Linked DNA regions of Homo sapiens: all the other regions are linked to region 1. Evidence: chromatin loops called from intact Hi-C (ENCODE). Cell type or tissue: endothelial cell of umbilical vein. All regions are shown on one strand. Region 1 holds the start of LOC105370356 (a long non-coding RNA gene). Region 2 holds the start of LINC03082 (long intergenic non-protein coding RNA 3082). Region 3 has its middle 53 kb from the start of LINC00399.

Region 1 (8,000 bases):
AATACATTTCCATTTCTGCGGGGATTGAGCATGTCTTCGGAACCCTCTGCAATAGCTTTAGAAACAAACGTTCCTTTTATCAGGTGAGAAAACTACCCTATGGCATGCCTCCGGATATGTAGTTCTTCCTAGGCTACAAAATATCAGAGGTTAACTTCAGGCAAAATGATAAAACTAGCAGTAGTATTTCCTATTACTATCTGCAGTTTGCTTCAAAATTTCAAAAAGGTTTCGGAAAAATCACTAAATACGAAGGGCACACTTCATTCATTTATTCCAAGGAATCTATTTGGTGCCAGACATTGCATGGAATTGTATGGATTTTTAAAATGAAATGTGGGCTCTCTCTTAAGCAGACCATGGCAAGGAAACTTGAAAACTCCGACGCATCCAGGGGACGAGACTCACATTTTACATAGAGATACTACTCGGGATTCACAAAACACGACGTATCCATGACGCTCGTTCAACACTGCATTTTTACTCATGGTATTCTGTTCTCTTTCATTTTAAAGTGCGTGTCATGACCCACTAAATTGATTTCTCAGCTCACAAATATGTCCTCTGAAACACTGGTCTACAGGGGAGGATTTATACGGGCAAATAGGAAACAAAATCTCCAAAGAGAAAGCATCAGAACAAGAGGAGGTTGTCCTCTTGTGTGCTAGAAGCCACTGTGTGCCTTATCCTGCACAGTAAAAGGATTTTTCAAAGGGCGTGATCAAATTATGTTTTGGAGTAACTGTATCAGAATAGCTATAGATATATAGATATAGAAAGGATAGATTTTTTTCTTGCTATTTCTATGTTCATTTACATGTGAACCTACGTACTTTAGAAATGATTAATCTGGCTGGGCGAGGTGGCTCATCTCAACACTTTGGGAAGCCAAGACCGTCCGATCACCTGAGGTCAGGAGTTTGTGATCAGCCTGGCCGACATGGTCAAACCCCATCTCTACTAAAAGCACAAAAAGTAGCCGGGCATGGTGGTGTGGGCCTGTAGTCCCAGCTACTTGGGAGGCTAAGGCAGGAGAATCACTTGAACCCTGGAGGTGGAGGTTGCAGTGAGCCGAGACTGCAGCACTGCACTCCAGCCTGGGCGACAGGGCGAGACTCTGTCTCAAAAAAAAAGTGATTAATCTGGGCTGATTAATTACTTAAGAAATTAACAGCTAGGCTAGGAGAAGGGAAACCCCACCACCGACCTGCCTGGCCACCTCATGGTGTCTTCCTGTGGTCCCTGGTGAAGTGTGAATCCACTGGAAGCTTAGGCTCAGCCTTTCTCTACTGCGTCCCAGTCATTTGTCCTTCCTGAGTGACTGGCACCTGCCCTGTGGCCCATCAGGGGAAATTGGGTCACGTGAGCACGTAAAGAATTAGTCACTCCAGCCAATCTACCACCAGAAAGAGATGCAACCGCTACGGCTATCAAAGACACGGTCCATGTAGCTCTTCCAGAATTTCGAGAAGAATTTGAATCTCCATAGATATTTTAAATTTATTTTTCAAGGCCTCCGAGCTCCTGGCTGGGAGCCAGTGAGTGTGGGCAGGTGGGCTATGCTTCAGCTGGTGTCCACAGGTGCTGCCACACTCTTATTAAAATATGGAAATGTCTTGATGCCAGCTGGTGCAGGGCTGCTGCCCTGAGCTCTCAAGGTCCCCACGTCCATCCCACCGCCTTGGGTGGCCTGGCCCGGGCCTGCCACGTTTCTCCTTGGTGAAATGTTGACACAGCAAAATGCTCAAGGTCGATGACTCATGCTCGTTCCGATGGGCCCTGGTCTGTGTCTTTTTTTGTTATTAAGTACTTTAGATGGGTAAATTGGTAATGAGTTCTGAGCAAGGGATTTGAAAAGACCTCACATCCACCACTGCTGTAATTTTTCTTTTTCTTTCTTTCTGTTTTCTTTAATTTTTGCTGTTTCTTTTTTAGCAGAGGACAGGCACCACTAGCTTACCATCCAGGCTGTAGGTGTCACCAACACGAAACACTCCCAACAGAAGAGCAGGGACGTTATCTTCTCACCTTTGCCTTCTGGGGAAAGTGAGGAGGAACCATTTCCCTCCAGGAAAACATATGTTGCTGACACCGACCGCGTACTTGGCCACACATCGTGGCTCAGGACTCCTGGATTTACGTTACCACCTGGCATTGAGGAAATGTAAAAATAACAGCAATATAAATAACCTCATGACCTATAAAAGTATGCATGAGGAATGGGGCTCTGGGCCAAGCAGGCATGTTGTTTAGGTATTGCATACTCGGCTAATTATGAAAAAAAAAAAAAAAAAAAAAAAAAAGCTACCCAAGTACAAGAAAAGGAAAGGGATTGAAGTGATTTTTTCCCCTTTATGGCAGGGACAGAATAAATGGGCAAAAAAGGATTCAGTTAGTTAAATTTAAAAGGAAATTGGCACAACTTAATTTTCTGTGCATTTTTGGGTACTGAAAACCTTATTTATACTGACAGTCATTTTTTAGCTTTACTATCAATGCATTCTTCCCTTGCTCAGCACATATGTTGTTGAAGACATCGCTCTGTTTCCTACTTCAGTTGGTGTTTTCTAGCACAAACCATCTCCTTCGACTTGGCGGGGGGGTGGGTGACAAGAGTTAGGAGTGAAGGAGGAGCAGACATTTCCATTCCTCCCCGCTTAACCTGGAGGATAAGTATCTGCGGCACTCGCTACCAGAGAAGAATGCTTAAAACATAAGTTCAAGAGGAATTTCGATCTACTCCAGGGTGGTGATTTCATAAGGGGTTATTAACAAGTAGGAAGGAATGTCGGGAGCCCAGCCCGAGACATTTAAAGTCAGTAGAGGGCCGGGCAAATCCAGTTTCTCAGCACACGCAACCTTTCCAAGGTCTGCAGTGATGTATTTTTCTGTTTCTTAAGTAATCAATGCTTATAGAAATATGACCTGTCCACATAGTGTGGGTAACAGCTGTGTCACAAGAGTAACTGCCTGGGAACCCAGTTCTCTTCCCAGATCTCCATCACCACTAGACTCAGACGCCCTCTCTTGATATATTTCTGCAAGCATTCACAAAGGGATGATAAAATCTGTTGCACGTTTTCAAAAGGCAATTAGAATTGTGCTGTTCAAAACATGCATAATTGCAGTGTGTCACCTCCATGAGTTTAACACATTTCCCCTGTAGCAGTCTCCACTCTCCTCACATCCACCCATCTCCACTGAACTCTCTCTTCTTGAGTTTCAGATTAGCCTCTGTGGTTCTTTACATCTGAAATTCGTCTTTCTGAGAGGCAATAACACAAATATTTGGATTATGCTATCATGGAAAGGAAAGAAAATTCTATCATGTAAAAGAAAAAACATATTATGTAAAAGAAAACAAATCACTTCCTAGAAGCTTATAAAGTAGGATGCAGGTCGACTTGAGAGGGGTGTCAAAGCCCTGTTTGCATTTCTTCCTCATGTGCAGTAATACAGGGTTTCAGAGAAATCTATATTTTAGAGATTTAAAAGGAGTTGCCCTGTGTAACACAAACTAGATTTGGTTTAACACAAGCTAGACGCCAATTTCAGGTCGAAGTGCTTGTATCCAAATTTAATTACGCACCATCTATGTGTATCTGCAAGCGCTGTCGAGCTGCGACTTCTAAATTTTACAAACGAGAACTTGAGAAGTGGTGGGAGCCTGCCAGGCACCTCTCTCTGCATTTGTACTTTTCCTTAATGCCAAGTAGGAAAAAACAAGCACATTCCCTTCATGCAATAGCCTTTCTGAAGAGGAATTTTCCTATAGAGTTTCAGAATGAGTTATAGCCAGTATGAGTAATGAGTTTAAAATGTATTTTCACATTTTTTATGCCTTACATAGCACTCTCAGTATTAAGTCAGCCAAACAGCTATAGTTTGTTTTTCTCCTGCGTTACTGAAACCCGGATCCCATCTCATAGGATTCTAAAATACACTCTAATCTGATCTCTAGCGCAGGTACCTAAGAGAAAAGTGGTGTTTTCAGCATCTTGTTGGGGAAACATTCCATGGCTCCTTTCTCTCCCCTGCTTCCTGGCCTTTCCCCAGCACTGACGCTGTCAGCCGCCCTGCGTGCCACACAGTCCTGCCCTCTGCCAAGGCTCCTGGCCTGCAGCCCCTCCTGCAAGCCCACATCTGCCCTCCTGCACGCCCACATCTGCCCTCCTGCACGGCAGTCACCTGGGCGTCCCCTCCTGCTACCTCCTCACACTCGAGAGTGTCTCTTCCTTGAAAATTTCTCCTTCCTGAGAGATTTTTAAGTCTCTCCTAGCTGTTTCCTTTCCAGTCCTAATAAATTCTCTTCTTCAAAAAATTGCCACTCAATTTAATCCTCAGGCCTGCGGCTGTCACTTCAAAGTCAACAAGTACAACCCCAGATGCACCCTGCTCTTCAGGTGGGAGCTGCTGCTCTGAACCACGCCCCAGCTGTGGTCCCCATCAGGTCCCAGTTCTCCCGCTCAGTGGGATTGAACTCAGCTTCCTCCTGCCTTTCCACTCCTCCTTCTGCTTCCCCAGCCTCTCCCCTGACTCTCTTTCTACTTCTAATCTCTCCTCAAGGTCCATTCAGCTGTATACTTTCTTTGCTAGATTAGTATTTACAAAAAAAAAAAAAAAAAAAAAAAAAAACCTTATTCTTCACAGCATGCCCTTGCTCAAAATACTTGCTGGAACCCAGTCCTGTGATGCTCATAGACTCCAAAGCTCTCTGCTCCCACTTCCCGGTGCGGAGGTGTGGGCAGAGCCAGCCTCCCCTCCCTCACGAGTGCAGTCAGCTCTGCCTCTGCGGCATTCCCTTCCTTTTCCCTCCCCCTCTCCACATTCCGTCCTCAACTCAAAATCCACTGCTTCTTCCTCCTGCCTACACAACAAAGGCTCACCTGGCTGCTCCAGCCCACTCTGACCTCTCCTAAGAATTCCTAGAGCATTTTGCAGAGCTCCCATCCCAGCCCCCTGGCCCTTTGCAACCTTAACACATGCCTTGAAGGCACCTTGAAGACAGTCCCCCTTAGAGCTGAGTCACCACAGAGAAGCCTGGGGAAAAGCACCCCTTAGAATGCACCCTGGATGTCCCTGTCACATGGGTTGGCATTATAAGTGTCAAAGGCTTTAACAAGTGAATAAAACCGTCAAAATTAGCTCAGCTGAGCAGGATGCGAGTCCCACAGTGATGCGTCAGATTCTTCATTCTTCTATACCCCTCAGGATAGATGTAGTCCCTTTTCTTCTTGCACTTACCCGGTCGTCATAAATTCTTGTCATCTGCCGTGCTCCATAACCCCTCTAAAATGTGAGCACTCAATGGATTGTTTCTTTCGGACGAATATTTCTTTAAGTTCTAAAGTAAATCTTAGCACCAGGTTTGGACCTTGTAGGACGTGAATACCTGTTGAATCAGTGGAGAGCTCCCTAGCTTGGGGGAGGAATATAGTTTGCTCATGGTCCACCCCTCTTCCTTTCTTCTTCATTCAGCTCTCATGTTCCCCAGAGTGGCCACTGCGCTCCAGGGCATCTCTTTGCCTTCCCAGGGCTGAACCACGTGCTGTCCGTTCTGCCAGGTTTCTTGTCACTCTTGGTTTGGAGCAAGGACTCATCTTAACTCCCATTATGCTCCCTGTCTTTCTCCAGCTCTCCCAGAATTATTCAAGGACATTTCTCTCTCCCCACTAAGAAACGTCTCTCCACTCTTGCAGAGTTTTTGCATTCTTCCTTAAGAGAAGTTCCTCTTCTCGCCTTCCATCCTACCTCCCCCTCCCTCCACAAAATCCTTCCTGTGTCTCCTCTCCCAGACACATCCCTGATGTTAACTTATTCATACCTCTCCTGTCATGGCAAACTTATAAAACAGTCTTGTTACTGTCTGAGGAGTTGGACTTTTCCCATAAAACATTTCCAAGGTGAGCCGGAGGTGACGTTGCCTTTGTAGTCTCATCCAGTGACCTCACACCTATTTCTCCTCCCGCCTGTGAATTACTCAAAGGTAAAGATTTCATCATGTAGATTATGGCTAGAGGCTCTATGCCTGAGACCCATTTTGGTTTTTGTCCAGAGATTGAAGCATATGCAATTGGGGAAAGGTGAGCTTTTTTAAAAAAATAATAATAAAGATGAAAAATGAACATTTAGAGAGTTAAGTGGACATTTATTCAAAATGAGAAAATAAATCAAAGTATACGTTTACAAAGTATTACAAATGTTAACTGTTTGTACATTGCTTGAGTCCCTCCCTCGGCCTTGGAAGAGGCCTGGGGAAGATAGGGGTGCATGGAAGCCCCTTCACGTAACTACGGGTCAACCCACTGTGCCCACTCCAGTCACCAGGATTCCAGAGTCACACTCAGCACAGCCAAAGCATGCCAACATTCATCAAATTGATTTTTATCTCCTGATATTACAGATTGTAAAGCAATGTAAAGTACAATTTTAAAAAACTATGTATGGACCTTGTGTCTTTGAATTCTCAAACCATGGGTCAGGAATCAGTTTCAAACAACCATAGGTCCTTTCTCTCATAAGTTAACAAGCTTAGGTAGAAAACAAACAGCTCCACTCCATTGCATAAAAGAAAATATTCACCTCATGCAATGAGATATTTTCCTTATCTTATAATTTTAAATAAGTAAAGATCAGCACTCAAAGGTGGATTAACACTGAAAGTGCTTCCGTAAGTTGTCAATCTTGTGTGAATGGGGAAAAATGATCATTGTGGTGCGTGGCTTTACTGTACTTATTTGCATAAAATTTTCATTTAGTAAATGTGCAAGCTATTTTACAGGTATGGAAAGTGTAGCTCCTTTCAGAAAGAGAATTTCTATAGCAACATTATTAAAACTAATTTATTGTTCATTCATCTTTTTTCTTTTTCAACAAATATTAATTGAGTGCCATCTGTGAGCCGGGCTCTATTCTAGGCACTGAAAATACAACGCACATTGTATTTGCCCACATTCCAGAGGAAGGAGACACAAAACAAACAATTGGGCTGTTCTGTGCCATGCAGTGAGAAGGACTGTGTAGAAAACTAAAGCAAGGAGTGGGGACAGGAACTGACCTGGCGAGGAAGACAGGTGCTGTTTTTCAGAAGGTCATCCAGAAGGCCTGAACACAGTGCAGCTGCCATGCCCTGCTGGACGCTGGAGAAGGAGAGAGAGGCTGGGAGGCTGACAGGGCCGGGAAGGCAAGACCGAGGCCAAGGCCTAAGGCGTGTAAGGGGGGCTGGGGCCCAAGGCCAGCAGGAGTCAGGGCATGCAAGGTCCTCTCAGCCTCAGGAAGCCTTTGGATCTTAATGTGAATCAACTCAGAAAGCAGCAGAGAGGCTGGAGTCGGGAATGACATGATCCGACTTATGTTTTAAAGCGAGGTTTCTCGGCCTCAGTACAATGGACATTCTGAGCTGGATACTATAATTCTAGGTTGGGGGACCGTCCTGTGTGTTATAGGATGTTTTGCAGCATTTCTGGCCTCTGCTCACCAGACGTCAGTAGCACACCCCATCGCCCGGTTGTGACAACTAAAAATGTCTCCAGACATTGCTGAATGTCCCCTGGGGGTCAGAAAGCACCTCCTATCAAGAGCCATGATTTAAAACAGAATCACATTGACTGGGAGTGATATTTCAGTTATATAAAAACTAGCACAAGACAACCGAATTTTTTGTATCAACATTTAGAGATTTGCTCTCGCTAGATTAAAATTCACCTTAAATGTACCTACACTGCAAACTTGTAATTAATAATCATATCTTAATGCAAAGGCCAAGACTTTATTTTTGAGTCAGATCCTGATGTGATTCAATTCTCTCGTACCTGTAAAAATAGCACCGAGCCCGAGGTCACAGAGAAATCTTGTTAATAGGCCAAAAGAAAACACTGCAGGTGTCCAAACCAACCCGTGTTTCCATGGACCCAACCACAGGATGCCACTGAACTACACAACCCCTTACTTCACTAGATACAGAGGCACAAAAATGTCTCAGACACACCTTTAAATATTAT
Region 2 (8,000 bases), 970 kb after region 1:
CTGCAGGCTAGAAGTCTGAAATCAAGGCATCGGGAGGCCATGCTCCAAGACTCTGAGTGGAACCCTCTTTGCCTTTTCCTGACTTCTGGTGGTGCCGGCGGCCCTTGATGTTCTTGGCTCTTTAAGCATCTCTGCAACCTCTGCCATCATCTTCACACAGCGCCCTCCCTGTGCATCTCTGTCTTCATACGATGTTTTCTTCTTTTCATGAGGACAGCAGTTATATTGGGCTACAATCCACCCTACTCTAATATGGCCTCATCTAATCATACCTGCAATGACTCTATTTTTAAATAAAGCCACATTCAGAGGTACCCAGTTTAGGACATGAACTTTTCGGGAGACACAGTTCAACTCATCACAGAAAATAATCAGGGGTCTGGACATTCTGTGTCAATGAGATTGAGCCACTAGTTGTTAATAGTATTTCACTCATCTCTGCTGATATTTTTAAAGAACATGTGAAAGGGGTGAGGTATCTGATAGAAAGCCCTCCCTCATGTAATTGATGAGATAAGGGTTCTAATTTTCCCCACAGAAGTTATAAAGAGCACCTGAGCTGTCAGCCAAATCAAATTGCCAGTGGAAAGCAGGTGAACCTAAGGAAGCCATGGGGGTGAGACGTGCCTGGGCATGCCCTGTTCATGGTGGCACCGACCCACACAGCATTCATAGAATTCATACCTTCCCGGAGCTGGCGTGACTCCTGGGAGACCACAGTTTCTGAGAAAATAGAAAGCCAAGTGTAAACTGGACTGGTCACAAAGACTCCGCAGGGAGCTGGCTGCAGACACCCACTCAGTCCAGTCCTGTGGGCACACAGTTGGGTCTTAGGGGAAAAAGAAAGCTTAAGTTAAAACTGCAACAGCTCTTCCAGGAAAGAATTTTTTCAACCCAGGGACACAAAGAGCGCTGCTTTGGAAACCTTCTAACAGAGCGGAACATGAAGGCGAGCACACCCCCGCCCAGGTTTGACTCAGGGAGGACCCAGGGACCTCGGGCTGGAGCCCAGCAGGAGCCGGGAACTGCCTTCTGTGGATCACAGCTGAAAGGGGTAGCCATTCAGAATCTCTGACAAAGGGCCACCGACTTAAGGTCCCCAGCTTCTACAGCTTCACCAGACCCTGCTCAGCAAGAAGGTGCTGACAAAACCCATATGCGTCCAATCCCACTTCCAGGGAAGCCCCTGCCAAATAAGCATGGGAGCCATGCTTCCCGCTGCCCATCAGAACCGGCGATTTTGAATCTCTCTTTCCACGGCAGTAGCTCCTGCAAGAGCCCCCATCCCCATCGTGCCACTCAGCCGGGCTGGGGCTGCTGGGGAAGCCCTGTGTTCCCAGGGCTTTGCCCTCTGTGTCTTAGCAGCCACAGCTCCTGACTTCCATTCCCCCTTCAAAGTCCGTGGGAGGGAAGAGGAGGGAAACTAGGAGAGACTTTGGAATCTAAAGGAAACAAGGAGGATGTTTTCCTAATGCCCAGAGGATATGTGTAACTCTTTTTCTGCAGACAGAAGCTTCGTCGGTACTGGGGTTAGTTCCTGCAGTATTTGGTATCCTAACTCAGCGGTTATGGTTTATCTAGCCCGTGTGAACTGGTCCAGGAAGACGAGCACCCTTCCCAACTTAGTCTACACAAGAGAGTGCTTCGCTTTAGGGATTTTTTAAAAACTTGAAAACAGCTTTGAAACACAATTCATCGGTACATTTTCTTCTCATGGCATTTAGATATTAAAAACATGTGCATGCAGGTTCTCCAACATTAGAATAAGACTTAAAAGGATGGAAACCTACGTCATTTGTGGAGTATCTGTTTTGCTCAGAAATGGACCACGATAGCATCGTGGCACCGTAAGGTGGTGAAGTACTACAGATAGCACAAGGAAGACCATTTGAACTCCAAAAGGCTGTGATTGACAAAAACTAACAAGAGACAGCCCCCCAGGAAATTCAGGGTTTATTGCTGAATTCTCATGTATGAAAGTTTGTGGGATTTGTAATCACAGGGGCTACCTCCCAGGAAACCGTGATAGCCATTTTTCCACCGTAGTTTTGCACTTAATGGACTTTGCCTCCCATAATTCAGGAAAATGTCTTTTGTTGTGCACAGTGGAGGCCGAGTGCTATTGAGAGTGTGTGTCCTACAAAGGGCCTCACTATCTGAGGTCTGCAGCCTGTCTCCTAGGCACTCCCCACTTCAAGAAGCAGCTCTGAGAACAGATTAATGCCTGGATGCCAAGGAGCAATGAAGTTCACCCATCTTATCCAGGGGCTGAGCTAATCTCCTTAAACCTTTGTACAAGAGCGGGGCCAGTCACCCACATGATGCTGTCAATGTGCTTTCAAAGCCCCACTTCAAAGAGGGAGATCAAATGGGGGGTAATTGAAAGGGACAGCGATGTGAGGGGGTTCCTGAGACGCCCCCCAACGATGACTATGAATGCGGCACACACCACCCAAATGACAGGAAGGCAATGCGTTGCGGTGGCTGGACTCCAGGAAGGAGCTCTGCGGGAACGATGAGGTCTGTGGGTTTTGCTGCTGCTGTTGCTTTTGCTGTTGGTGGGCTTTGAGAAAAACACGACTGGCCGGGCTCCCTGCCTTCTCCTTCTCCTGTCGAAGTCTCTACAGCTAGGACCCTCCTGTCCTGACAGGCTCAGCTCTGCATCTTGAGGTCCCTCTGACCTCCCAGCTGACCCTCCATGTAACCCAGGCTCACCCAGGACTCTTTGGGACCTGAAGATGCTCTATTCATCCATTTGTGCTGATTAATAAAGTGAATTCTGAACATCTCGGCGGCTACAGTCTCGGTGGCTCAGCGGGGTGGATGGGATTGCTGCTGCCAAGTCCTCACCCTCTCTGAACTAAATGCGTCATCACGGACTGTGAGGTCCCTCCTACTTCGGGGGAGGGCACCAGCCCATCCCCGCCATTGAGGTCAGGATTGCCTGTACAACCTTCATGGGTCTACAGCCTTTATTTTTTGCATTGAAGGCCAGCAGGGGGCTGGTGCAGTTCTGCTGCAGGGGTGGATCGGCTGGGCTCAGTTCAGGTGTGTTCCACACCTGTCAGCCTCACGGCCAGGAAGCCACCTGAGACACACTGTCTCCTGACAGAGCTCAGGAGAGCAAGAGGTGTGAGGAGATGCACTTGGTGCCCTTATGTCTTGGTGCACCGGGCACGTGGTCAAGCCTGTTCACATGCACAACTGTCCATGGACACAACCAAGGCACAGTCCAATGGCACTAGTCCAAGGGAGGGGTGAGGACTTGGGGGCAGGAATCCAGCCCTTCCCAAGCCCTAAACCCTTTACAACAGAAGGGCAACTAAATACACAGGGAGACAGGTAGACTCACAAGTGATCAGAATAAAAGCCAGTGCACACCCCAGATAACTGCAGCGGCCACGAGCCTTGTAAAGACCCATGTTTTACGGAGGCAGCCACCAGCTTGCAGAAGCTGAGCTTCCTGTGGCCCTGATTCTGCATTACTGAACTACTCATAGAACCACTGTTTCTGTCCTCAAAGCTTCTGTCTTGGTCCCATTGCCTGACTTTATAACAACCTTGAAATACCCACCAGGACTGGTGATCTCATTCAAGACACAGAGGTCCGTCTCAGGCACTGTGCTGGGGCCTGCCTGTGCCCAGCCTGCCTGTAGGACTTTGGAGTCCGCAATGTCGAAGTCCTTCTGCATTTACACCCTGTGGCCTGAACCCTGACATCATCTCACCCCCAGACCACCCAACCCATGACTCTTGGACACAAAAAGAAATATCTTCTCCATTAGAAACCAGCACCTGAACGCAGCCAGGGTCCCCGGTCACACCAGAAACTGTTGCTTTGACCAATCTCCACAGGGATTTTGACAATCAAGCATAGAAACCACCAAAAAAGTAAATACCGAGGTTGTATTTTCTTTTCTTTTTCCTTTTTCTTTCCTTTTTCCTTTTTCTTTCCTTTTCTTTTCTCACCAATGCATCCACTTGTTTGGACGAGCAGGTCATAAGGACAGGCAGGAGATGAGTCACATCTGACTTCACAAAAGTGCTTAAGCCTTTTCACAATCTCCATTTAAAGCCAGCCAAGCCTTTTAGAATTGCCCATCTCACAGGAATGTTTGTAACAAGGCTAGGAAGGAAGTGTGTGCTCAGGTCGGCCCGTCCCTGGCTCCCGGAGGCAGGCTCTCCGGTGCAGCGGCAGCTGCCAGCCCTGGGGTCGGGCTTCATATTTTCTCATGCCTTCAACAAGTCCTCCCTGGAGGAGGGGCAGTAAGCAGAAGGCAGTACAAGTGGCACATTCTCCTTCTAATGAGCACAGCACACTAACGTCTCTCGGAGGGGGCCCAGCTCTCCTCACGTTCCTCTGGGCCCAGGCTCCCTGCCAGCCTTTTCTCTTCCCCAGAGCATTCAATCGCTGTCAACAGAGCCAGACAAGAATAGAAGCCGCTCAGAGACTCTCTTTTGTTTTGCTGGGACACTTCAGCACATTCTCATGGATCCTTCAAAGGAAGGCAATTATCTGATCATTCTTGGGAGCAATTAAAATGTGGAAGGATACATCCTGCTTCAACCCGCCGAGTTTGTCTTTCCAAATCACATGGGCAATTGATTACACCATCAACAAACCCCATGTAACCCTCCAAGGAACGAGGTGCGTCCCTTGCAGTAGAAAACCGATAACCCAAGACATGAAGGTTCGAATGGATGATTGGCTTAGCTGGAATTGTGCTCCTCTGGAGGAGACTTTTTAAATGTATTCCTAGTTGCAAGTCCAGAAGCAAGGGAAGTGAGGCCCTCAGGGTTCTATCAGAGCCTGGGAAGGGGAGGAGAGCAGAGATGCTAAAGCAGTAGCAGAAGATCCACAGACCCCTGGAAGGACATGGAAGCTCGCTTTGAGCTGCTCCTTAGTTCATGGGGGTCTCTCCAGCATAAAGAGCTTCCTTCCTAAAATGGGAAGAGGGCTGTTTGCACAGAGAGAAGCGTAGCCTTAATACTGTACTTTGTCCATCCCTCCAGAAAGCCCAAGGGAGGGGGCAGATGGTTCATCTGCAAGTGATCCCAGGCCTAAAGCAAAGAGATGGATGGTCGGAGCCTCCGCGCGGTTTTTCCTGGCTACCTCCATACCACCATGTCACCTCTCTGTAAAGGCGATATAGGGAGCACCATCTGGGTGTTGTAGCTCATCTGGCTGTTGTAAGGAGTAAATGAGATGGGACGTGCCACACACATGATATGTGCCCGGCTCACAGGAGGCACCTTAGTAAGTGGTCACCATCAGATATACTAGTGAACCTGAGAGTGGCCCTTACCAACGTGGAAGGCTGGGGTGTTTGTAATCATCACTCAAGGCAAAGCAGAAAGAAATCTAGGCTATTTTTTAAGACTCATTGTGTTTGGTCACAGGCAAAAATAGAATCCATCCTCATGCAACCATCCTTTAAATAGTATTTCAACAGAGGGTTAAAGTGTTGGTTTGGGGTGTGAGAGTGATACCTTATTCATTCAGAAGTCCCTCAAAGAAGAGGATGGAGAAACAGACACGATTCCATGAAATGATCACTTTCCCCAGGCAATCACACCAAGGAAGGTCAAAGAACCTCCTCCCCGAAGGTTCACTGCTGGAGGTGGAGATCACAGCCAACTGACAATATAACTGCTGGCAGATATTTTTAGGTGGAAAGTCCCACCGTTTCCCGTACCTCACTGTGACCCTCATTACGGCATTAGGATGGGATTACCTTGCTCTCTTCTGAAATACTAGCTTATCCGTGGCACCAGCAACAAATACAAGCAGCTTGTCTGATGGAAAGGTCCTCTACTTAAGAACTAAACTTCCCCCAAATCACAAGCCCCTTTGCTGAAACAATGAAAAATTTAGGTAAGCTCTGGATTGAACTATTTCCCTCCCTTTGAAATAACTGGATGTTTAGTCATAACAAATAAGAATGATTCTGGTATCTTGTGGTCACGACATAGCATTTTTATGTTTTTTTTTTTTTATTTTTCACTTTACATCTCACTACATGGACATGCTACCTTCAATTCAACCCCAGGTTACATCAAAACCTCTTGACCTTTCATTTAAAGACAAATAAAAGGCAGCTGCTGGGCTGTGAAATTGTGAATAACAAACGGAACCATTATTTGAAAGGTTTCAAATTCTGATGAACAGAAAGATTATTTTGGAAAATCTATAGCGGAGAGTAGTATAATTATAACTTAGATTTGCGTGGTGCTCAATCCAAACTCATCTCCAAACTGAACGTGGTTTTCTAACAATAACATTCCTCCAAAAAAGGGGGCAGCCTACAAACCAACATAAGCGTAAGATGCACTTCCTGTCCAGCTAAAAATAAACCTGCAGACATTTGAAAGCAGCATAGAATCCTTTCTAACAATAAAAACAAACTCACCCATGTCGTTGGGCCAAGGCTTTGACATTTTAAAAATCATTATGGTGAAAAATAAACGCAACCTATAACGTGAGCTATTGTTAGAAATCCTTGAGAAAAATGCCTCAAATAGAGAACTCGAACGTCCACTCGCTAAAAATGAAACCGTTTTACTTGGGCATTGTCAAAGGTCGAATGGTTTTCTCCAAAAATGATGTTGAAGTCCTAACCCCCAGGACCTCAGAATGTCACCTTATTTGGAAATAAGGTCCTTGCAGATGTAATTAATTAGAACGAGGTCACATTGGAATGGGGTGGGCCCCGCATCCAATAAAACCACTGTCCTTATAAAAAAGAGGCACGCCACGTGAAGACCGAGACACACAAGAAGAACACGGGGTGTGGCTGAAGGCGGAGGTTGTGACGACGCATGTACAAGCCTGCAGGAGCATCCGCGAGCACCGCTGGCCCCACCGGAAACCGGGAAGAGGCAGGACAGCTTCTACCCCGAGCCTCAGAGACAGTCTGGCCTTGACATCACCTTGATCGTAGAATTCCAGCCTCCAGAATGGTGAGACACAAATTCCTGTTATTTTCAGCCAGGCAGTTTGTGGCACTTCGTTTCAGCAGCCTAGGAAGTGAATATATTCACTTCCATATACGTGAAATTGACATCAGTGAGGATTTGCTCTCTAGGCAGTAGATGTGAACCGGCCTTCAACGATTTTTTTTTTTCTGGCTGCATGTTGGGCGCTCCCAGCTTAGGGGGTGGGTGTGCAGGGAGTGGGGAGGGAGGCGCTTCTGCTTCTGTGGCTCTCCCATGGTCTCTTCCCACAACATCTTCTGCATCTCTGTGGATCCGGCTGCCCCCAGCGCAGCAGCCCGGGTGGGGTGGGAATGTCCAGCACTGCGTCGCTGCCAGCCCTCTGGGCGTTCCAAGTTCCTGGCAGGATCCGGATGCAGTGTGGTTGACCTTAACTACCCAGGAGAGGGTGAGCTCTCCTACAGAAGACTTGGACATCTTCTCTGCCTTCTCATTTCTGTGTCCACAAAAAATCAGCACAATGGACACTGGATCCTGCTCTCCCTTCCTTCTCTTTCCCACCAACGCACACTTTGGCAGTCCTGGCACCAGCATGGGATCCACCCCACGCACACCCACATGCACCCCACACTCACCTCCAGGGAAGAAGCACATCAGTGAGAGGAATGGCTCTGTCCTCAACTCAGTAGGAGCCAGCACCCACCCCTCCCCTCTGTTGCCACTTCAAAAGGTTTTCTTTGTTCGCTTGTTTCTACTTACCATTAATGTTCTTCAGGCTGGATAAGCTTTAAGGTGTGTCCCTTGACATATTAGATCTATTTTACTCTGCCATTTTATAATTAAACAGGGTCTGACTGAAGTTACCTTTGGCCCATGTATGTCTAATCCTACCAAGTCCTAGCCATGAAACAGGTGATATGTGTATAAATGAAAACAGTGGGTTAAGAGGATGCTTCCAGAAGTATTAAGGCACCCACGCACACACACAGACAAATACGCTCCACTGAAGATCATTTAGAACTGTGGGTACAGGGAAGCACTTAGAGAACTGTATTACAAGAAGATTC
Region 3 (8,000 bases), 190 kb after region 1:
GTGTATGTGTATATATATAGTGTGTGTGTATATATATATATCCTATTAGTTCTGTCCTTCTAGAGAACCCTGACTAATACACCCTACTTAGGTAAATCCATCACACTTTCTAGATTTTACTTGCCTTGTTCCATAACTACTGTTTTTCACTGTAATCCCATTAACTCTTTGCTCATTTTCTTTATATTTTGAGTGTTTTTCTCAGTACAGTCCATTATGTGCAGAGCTGTATTTTCATAGTATTTCTCCTTAGTGCTGCTTCCCATTTAGCTATCATTTTTTCCTGTGCATTTATATTTTTCACATTTTTTCCTGAGCTACACCAGCTCACATAGCACATTCTTCTGAGGTCCCAATATATCACCCATGAACTAATGTGTTTCTGCTGCGTGTTTTGTTTATACAGATGATGGTTTCATTTTGTTGGTAATTTGTGAAGATAGGTTGGATCATAATCTCTCTTTGTGGTAGCGTTTTTCTAATGCAGGTTTTTGTCTGCATTAGAAATTAATTTCTCTGTTCTTTCTTCCCATTTGTAGAATTGTACAATCTTTGTATATTTTGCTTATTCCTTTTAAATTATTTCTCGAATATTTCTCATGTTTGAACAAGACAAGCTCTCCACATATTGACTATCTGTAGGAAGTCCATGTGGGACCTGGGGCAGCGTGTGCTTCAGGATGTTAGGAATTCTCAGAATGACTCAGGACTATGGAGTGCAGATGAGCTTCTGGACTCTCATTTCCTTTCATCCAAGCAGGATCAACATTCGGGGGACTCCCAGTGGAACTTCTCCTTGCCTCACCACCTGCCTCATGTTGTCACCAAGGACAACCTTCTGAAGACACTTTGGCACGGTGCTCTCTCAGCCACTTTTCCTCAACTTTCTCTCAGAGCCAGACGAACTCTGGGGACGCTCTCAGGGCCGGGCAGAACTCATCCCCATCCTGTGACCCGAGTTTAGATCTAACCTGCATGGCTGCCATCTACCTTGAACAAGTGGACTTTGATGGCCTTTTCTGAGGTCTGGGACCATAGGTGTCCACCCTCGAGGGTTTCCATGTTTGATTGTCACTGCTTTTGAGAGGCTAGGCTTCTGTTTTATTCTTTCTTTCCTTCATTTTTATTTTTCTTTTTTAAAAATTAAAGATGAAGTTCATTTGTTTGTTTTGCTTCTTATTTTGGAGTTAGTTTCTACAGGAGGAGGAAAAGAAGCCAAATTTTATTCACCAAATTCAATTCAAAATTAAATACAAGTCAAAAGCAGAAATTCTTACCAGCTCTGGCTTGATGAGGGATCTATCTTGTTTCAAAGGATTTCTCAGAAAGAAATTTCCAACACCTTCTTTTGTGCTTCATACTGGCATCCCTAGATTATTTAAATCTTGATACAGTCATTTGCTGTAGTAGACATTCCCACAATCATTAGATTACCCACTTATTTGAGAAGCATGTTTTCCATGCCTTCAAGTAAGTGAATGATAAAAGCATTTGACTGGATTTAATCGTATCAGAACCTTTTGGCTTACTGCTAATGACTTCCTTTCAGGCTGATATCAGTACATTAATCACCACTTTTTAAAAAAATAGTTATTCACTGCTTTACGTTGCATCCGATTTTGCTATCAGTCCATTCATGTCATCCTGCTGTGCTTCCGTGAACATATTAAACAGAACTCTGTCACATGCTTTGATGGAACCCAGCTACCCCACATCTATGTCATCTTCCAAGCTGCCAGTCCAGTCAAATGTCAGAAAGCAAATGAGGTGTGACTCGCTGTTAGTGAAGCCATGCTGACTCCTGAAAATCATGACTGCTTTTTCTAAAGGGCTTATAAGTCTGTAGCACAATAGTCCATTCCACAGGTTTACCAGAAAATACCATCAAGTATGACTATTTGAGGTTTCCAGGACTCGTGGCTTTGCCCTTTCACTTTCTTTGTGATTCTTCAAAGATAGTTGAAATTGGGTTCTGCACACTTTGGAGTAAAATCCAGCTCTACCTGGAACCTCAGCCCCATGCACGTCAGCTGCTCTTATTGCCTCTGAGCTCCGGGACCCCACTTCCCATTGCACCCATTTGTTCTCCCTGCTGCCCCTAAAGATGGATCTTAAAGGAGAAAGTTGGGGGGAAAAAGGAGCAGAGGAGCAGCTTTGTCCTCTCTCATCTCTCTTATCTGCTCATTGATCCCAGATTGTGGGCTCATGCAGTTCTCCCTAGGGTTGCCTGTTCAGAGCAGTCCTGAAAGTTACTCCTGGCTGTCAGTCCTGTGGCATATCATGAATCCTCTCGGAGCTAGATCTCACCCTTTTGTAAGTGGGGACAATCAGCCCTGCCTGATAGGACTTCTCAATGGCTGAGATAAGACATAGAACAGCATATAATGCCTGACACCTGGGAAGCACAGAATAAATATTAAGTCTCTTATTGTGATCATCATTCTCCATGGCAGATTAAAGGGTAGGCTCATTACTCATTACTTTTAATGGCAAAAGCTGCAATTACTTTTGCACCAACATAATACAACAACTATGGAAAACAGTGTGGAGATTCCTTAAAGAACTAAAAGTAGATCTATCATTTGATCCAGCAATCCCATACTCTTGTGTATCTACCCGGAGGAAAAGAAGTCATTGTGTGAAAAAGATACCTGCACGTGCAAGTTTATAGCAGCACAATTTGAAATTGCAAAAATATACAACCAGCCAGATGCCCACTAATCAATGAGTGGATAAAGAAAATCTGATATATACCTATATATCACATGTATATATATCTATATCTATATGTGTGTGTATATATATATATATACACATACACATAGACACATGGAATACTACTCAGCCTTGAAAAGGAATGAGATAATGGCATTCGCAGCAACCTGGGTGGAATTGGAGACCATTATTCTAAGTGAAGTAACTCAGGAATGGAAAACTAAACATCATATGTTCCCACTCATAAGTGGGAGCTAAGCTATAAAGATGCAAAGGCATAAGAATTTTACAATGGACTTTGGGGACTCAGGGGAAAGGGTTGGAGGGGGATGAGGGATAAAAGACTACACATTGGGTACAGTGTACACTGCTAGGGTGATGGGTGCACCAAAATTTCAGAAATCAACACTAAAGAACTTATTCATGTAACCAAACACCACCTGTTTCACCAAAACCTATTGAAATAATAAAACTGAATTCTTCAGAGAGATCCCTTTAGAAAAAGCATTTTATTATCAGCCTTCCCAATTCTTTTTTTCACCAAGTTCACTGGTGATATAATAATTAGGATTTTTAAAAATTACTTATGTGTTTTAAAGTGATGCCCTCTTTCAGAGTCTCTGACCATGGATTACACCCGTTTCATCATTGCTCCCACCTTTGGCCTTTCCCAAACCAGGTCCTCCCTGAATTCCTTTCTGGAAAGACCTGGGATAGAATTGACCAAGCCATCTTTCACTTTCTTTCTTTTCTCTTCTTCTGCATAGCTAACAGATCTATCAAGTTCTGCTGATTTTACTTCCATGCACTTGTTGAATCTGCCTTGTTCTCTTCATCACTCTTGCTACCACCTCACACTGTTTCCTTGCTTGTGCCCTTTCTGTGAGTTGGTCATATTCCCTGCCACCAGATCTGCTCTCTGCTGCCAGAAGGGTATTTCCAAGACCCTATTTTAATAGCACTACCAGATTGATAAACATTCTGTAACATATTGAAAATTTTTCTAGGTCAGGCATGGTGGCTCATGCCTATAATCTCAGCTCTTTGGGAGACTGCAGCGGGCGGATTGCTTGAACCCAAAAGTTCAAGACCAGCCTGGGCAACATAGTGAGACCTCACTCCTACAAATAATAATAATTAAAAAAATAGCTGGGCCTGGTGGCTCATGCCTGTAGTCTCAGCTACTTGGGAGGTTGAGGTGGGAGGGCCAGTTTAGTCTGAGAGGTCAAGGCTGCAATGAGCCATGACTGTGCCACTGCATTCCAGCTTGGGCAACAGAGTGAGATCCGAAAAGAAAGAAAAGAAAAGAAAAGAAAAGAAAAGAAAAGAAAAGAAAAGAAAAGAAAAGAAAAGAAAAGAAAAGAAAAGAAAGAAGGAAGGAAGGAAGGAAGGGAAAGAAAGAAAGAAAGAAAGAAAGAAAGAAAGAAAGAAAGAAAGAAAGAAAGAGAAAGAAAGAAAGAGAAAGAAAGAAAAAGAAAGAAAGAAAGAAGGAAGGAAGGAAGGAAAGAAAAAGAAAGAAAGAAAGAAGAAAGAAAGAAAGAAAAAAAGAAAATTCTTCTAAATCAATAATCAAGAAATGTAATTGCCAATTTAAAAATCAAATATTATGACTGATTATATCATGTTTAGATTTATCTCACGTATCAGCAATTAATATACAAACATGATAAATTTAACAAAGTGACTCTTCTATAAGCATTAACAAGTTTTCTTCAATTAAATTTAGAACTTTGAAGGACAGTGATCCTAATAAATAATTATTATAAACTTATAAAAAGAGAATACATTTTTTTTTACCCATTGATGTTTCCTGTAGTTGTCTTAATTCATGGATCTACCTGAAAAACTGTGGGTTAATTTTACCTTCTTATTCTGGCTTGAAAATTTTTAATGGAGCTGTTTTGGTGGTGTAACCCATTAAATGGTCATCAAAATGCATGAGGGAAGAAAAATGCTAGATGAACTATGAGTCATTGGTACTTACTAATTCTTCCATCAAAGCTTTTAAAGTGTTTACTCTCGTTCGAATAAAATCTACTATGGGTAAGAAAAATTTAAGTAGGATGTTTGTCCAGAGAAATTTGAGTCTAAATGCACAATTAAATTACCACTTAGTAGCAAAATTTATTATTTGAAATATCTTCCAAATATCTGTGAAAATGAATGACAAATCTTATCACATTCTAACTCCCGAAGATTTTTTAATAGCACATGTTTGAGATATAATCACTGTTTGAAGTTGTAATCTAAATGCTTTTAACTTTGTCATTACTGTTGTAGTTTCACTGACTTGAAAAAAATACTTTAAAATAATGACTAAGGAGATTCTTCACTCCTACTATTTCCCTGCAAGGAATAAGGACAGGGTGCTTGGTGCAATCACTCAGTAGATAAATTCTTGTTACATTAACAGTTTAAGTGAATAAAAGGAGACCCATACAGAAGAAGTAAAGTGACTCATAGAATTAGAATTTCCTAAGATCTACAAATTGATCTTATACTTTGAATAATACCATACCAACTTTTTGCATTTGTTTCAGGAACTTTAAAAATTGAACTACTAATGTAAAAATAAGCCAGGAAAAAAAACAAGAGGAATGAAGAAGAGAGAAGTACCCAGAAACCACATGAAAATGTCCAAATATAGAAGTGGACGTGACCAAAGGTGAATTTCTTTAATTTGTCCAGAAAAATAAAGCATGTGTTTCTGGCACTGTACCAAACTTGTGTAGGTGTTACTCTGTTTGCCATTTTTGGTTGTATATATCTTGAAGATTCTTTTAAAGACAGTTCCATCCTCAAATAGGATAATTACTAAATAGATGCTACATTCAGAGGATGTTATACAGGAAAAAAAATGACAGAAATGCCTAGTATACCAGTGTAGCACAAAGAGAAGTGGATAAGTCTCTAGGGGAGGGGATGAGGCTGTTAGAGAAGAAAAGGTGAGTTAGCTGCGTTGAATTGAAGGGTGAGCTGAATATTGTGTGCAGGCAAAGAGCTAGGGAAGGTCTGTTAAGCAGGGACCACATCCGATGCAAAGGCCCAGAAGCAACAGCACAGGCTGCTTAGCAAGCTGCAATGTTTGCTGTGGATGGAGCACAGAGTCTGGAAGGAACATGGAGTACAGGTTGAAGCTGGAAGCCACGGAGGTAAAAGAAGGCATCATGTTTGGTACAGAAGGTTGTTTCAGTAAATGTCCTATTACCTTAAGACCACCCTCAATAAGGGGCAGAGATTCTAAGATTTAAAAAAATCACCTGAAACCCATAAATACACATCAGTAATTACAAACACACGTCAAACACTGAATTAATAAATATGTTTTCAGGGTGCGAAGAGATGGTGTCACGAATAGCTTTCTCCTGGGGCACGACCTGGATTCTGTCCCAATCATGCTGCCAATACATTGGCAAACCAAACAAAAGTTTCTAGTTTTCTTACTCTTTGTAAGTCACAGTGCTCTCTGCAGAAAGAAAGAATAATAATTGTAAACTTGGAGAAATAGCTTAAATGCTAAGCACATAATTATTACTTCTCTAAAAACCTTTGCAAGCAAGAGTAATCACCCAGATATTGGCAAATCTGAACAGTTCTGCCATTTCCAATGGTGTGATAGTGTTTAGCATCATAATTACAAGATTTTTAGAGACGTATAAAGGAATAGTAATTACAAATTTTAAAAATATACTATACATAATTAAAAGTCAATACACTGCTGTTCACTCACATTTACTGTAATAATAGAGTATGAACAGACAATACAATTGGGTCGAAAGGGATGTTCTCTGAGAGCTAGGACATCCGGAATGAAGTCTTGGTTGATGGCCTTCTAGAGTATAATGATAAGGTGGCAAGTGCTGGTTACATATGTCTTCAAATCGCGGGGACTGAGTAGATGCTATCCTTTACCACGTACAACCAGTCACCTTGGATCATGGCTGAGAGGCATGAAAAATTCTTTTAAATCCCTGATTTTCTCTAGTGTTCCATAATTAAATCACATAAAATCTGGCATGAGAAAATTTAATACATTTCTAAGAAATAATTGACTTGGAGAAACAATAAAAAAACTGAATATGGTAGTCTCTGCCCTAGAACTTAGATTGTAGGCATTGCCTTGGGCTACAGAGTATTGAATGTGTGTACCTAGCTCAAGAATAACGGATCGGGATTCAGAGATGAGATGTCTGTGGGGAGTGGTAGATGATAAGAGATGTTGAATCCAACTGTTAAGCTTTATTTTTATGATCTGAGCCAATTTTTTTTTTCAGCTTATGTTCTTATGCATTGACACACTGATGTAGGCCGCCATAATAAAGCCTGTTAATATCTGGAATTTTATTCCAGGAAATATTGGTCTGTGTTTTTGGAAGTCACTTCTGTCTGTAAGACCTCTTGCAATTAGGATTAAATCTTCCCACGTTAAAGATTATCATTGTCCAGAGGCAAACAACTGGTGTTATTTAAAGGGAATACGAATTATTGACCTCAAAATATGAGCTTACCACACTCAAAGACAGCCAGAATATTAGAAGTTTCAGATTACAGAGTGAGGCTTTTAAGAGGAATATTTTGCAGCATGTATTTCAACAATCACCCATACCCTAGGATCCTTCTGTGTTTGGCTGAGTTCAGAGATTCTGCTCATCAGTTTTTGAAGACATGTATTATAGGTTGGTGCAAAAGTTATTGCGGTTTTTACTGTTGAAGGTAATGGCAAACACTGCAATTACTTTTGCACCAACCTAATAATTTAGTATATACACTATATATGTATGTCTTCATATATAGTATATATATGTAATATATTGTGTTATGTATAATAAAGAATAAGTATATATTACATAGTATACATACCATATTATATAGTATATGTAATATATACTACTATACATGGTAGTATATAATTATTACAAATTACATAAATATACAACATATATCACATATGTAAGTTACGGACATGCCACTATAATTTAAAGAAAAGAAAAAGTGTTTCAAAAGATTATTTTAAAACATACCACTATAATCAATAATAATATCAATGATAGTAGGTAACATTTTGAGTTTTTCATCTATGCCATATACTCTTCTAAGCTTTTTGAGTATTTTCTTTTCACCTTAAAAACAAACCTGTATACATTTACCAAAACCCATCGAATGGGCAACACCAGGAGTGAACTCTAATGTAAACTGTGACATTTGGGTGATGATGATGAGTCAATTTAGGTTAATTGATTGTAACAAATGTACCCCCTGGCAAGGGATGGGGATAATGATGAGGG

Evidence for each region. Peaks named below come from ENCODE experiments on the same cell type or tissue, not always from the same donor. Only the 100,000 strongest peaks of a DNase experiment are listed, where the experiment ranks them.
Region 2: it touches region 1 in a loop (5-fold over the local background); 20 of 110 quality-filtered maps call a loop at or near these places.
Region 3: it touches region 1 in a loop (8-fold over the local background); 30 of 110 quality-filtered maps call a loop at or near these places.

What each region holds. Positions count from the first base shown.
Region 1 is chr13:109,152,635-109,160,634 of GRCh38, forward strand. The region is part of intron 32 of MYO16 (myosin XVI); the gene reads left to right. It overlaps LOC105370356 (a long non-coding RNA gene), which reads right to left and starts at 7,154. Exons shown (of 5, transcript XR_931717.3): 1 at 7,058-7,154. RefSeq lists enhancers at 3,017-4,216, 3,624-4,174, 4,175-4,724, 6,715-7,220, 7,221-7,726. In endothelial cell of umbilical vein, no CTCF peak of the experiment used is centred here; DNase peaks (open chromatin) are centred at 2,087, 2,997 and 3,767; H3K27ac peaks cover 3,799 bases.
Region 2 is chr13:110,122,447-110,130,446 of GRCh38, forward strand. It overlaps LINC03082 (long intergenic non-protein coding RNA 3082), which reads right to left and starts at 6,690. Exons shown (of 3, transcript NR_187462.1): 1 at 6,411-6,690. It overlaps LINC03032 (long intergenic non-protein coding RNA 3032), which reads left to right. Exons shown (of 3, transcript NR_148221.1): 3 at 7-2,788. RefSeq lists enhancers at 1-1,139, 3,652-4,460, 4,461-5,268. In endothelial cell of umbilical vein, no CTCF peak of the experiment used is centred here; a DNase peak (open chromatin) is centred at 4,165; H3K27ac peaks cover 3,482 bases.
Region 3 is chr13:109,344,026-109,352,025 of GRCh38, forward strand. No RefSeq gene overlaps it. Among named protein-coding and RNA genes, the nearest start is that of LINC00399, 53 kb to the right of the region's middle. RefSeq lists an enhancer at 4,758-5,957. In endothelial cell of umbilical vein, no CTCF peak of the experiment used is centred here; DNase peaks (open chromatin) are centred at 716, 1,666 and 4,946; H3K27ac peaks cover 3,512 bases.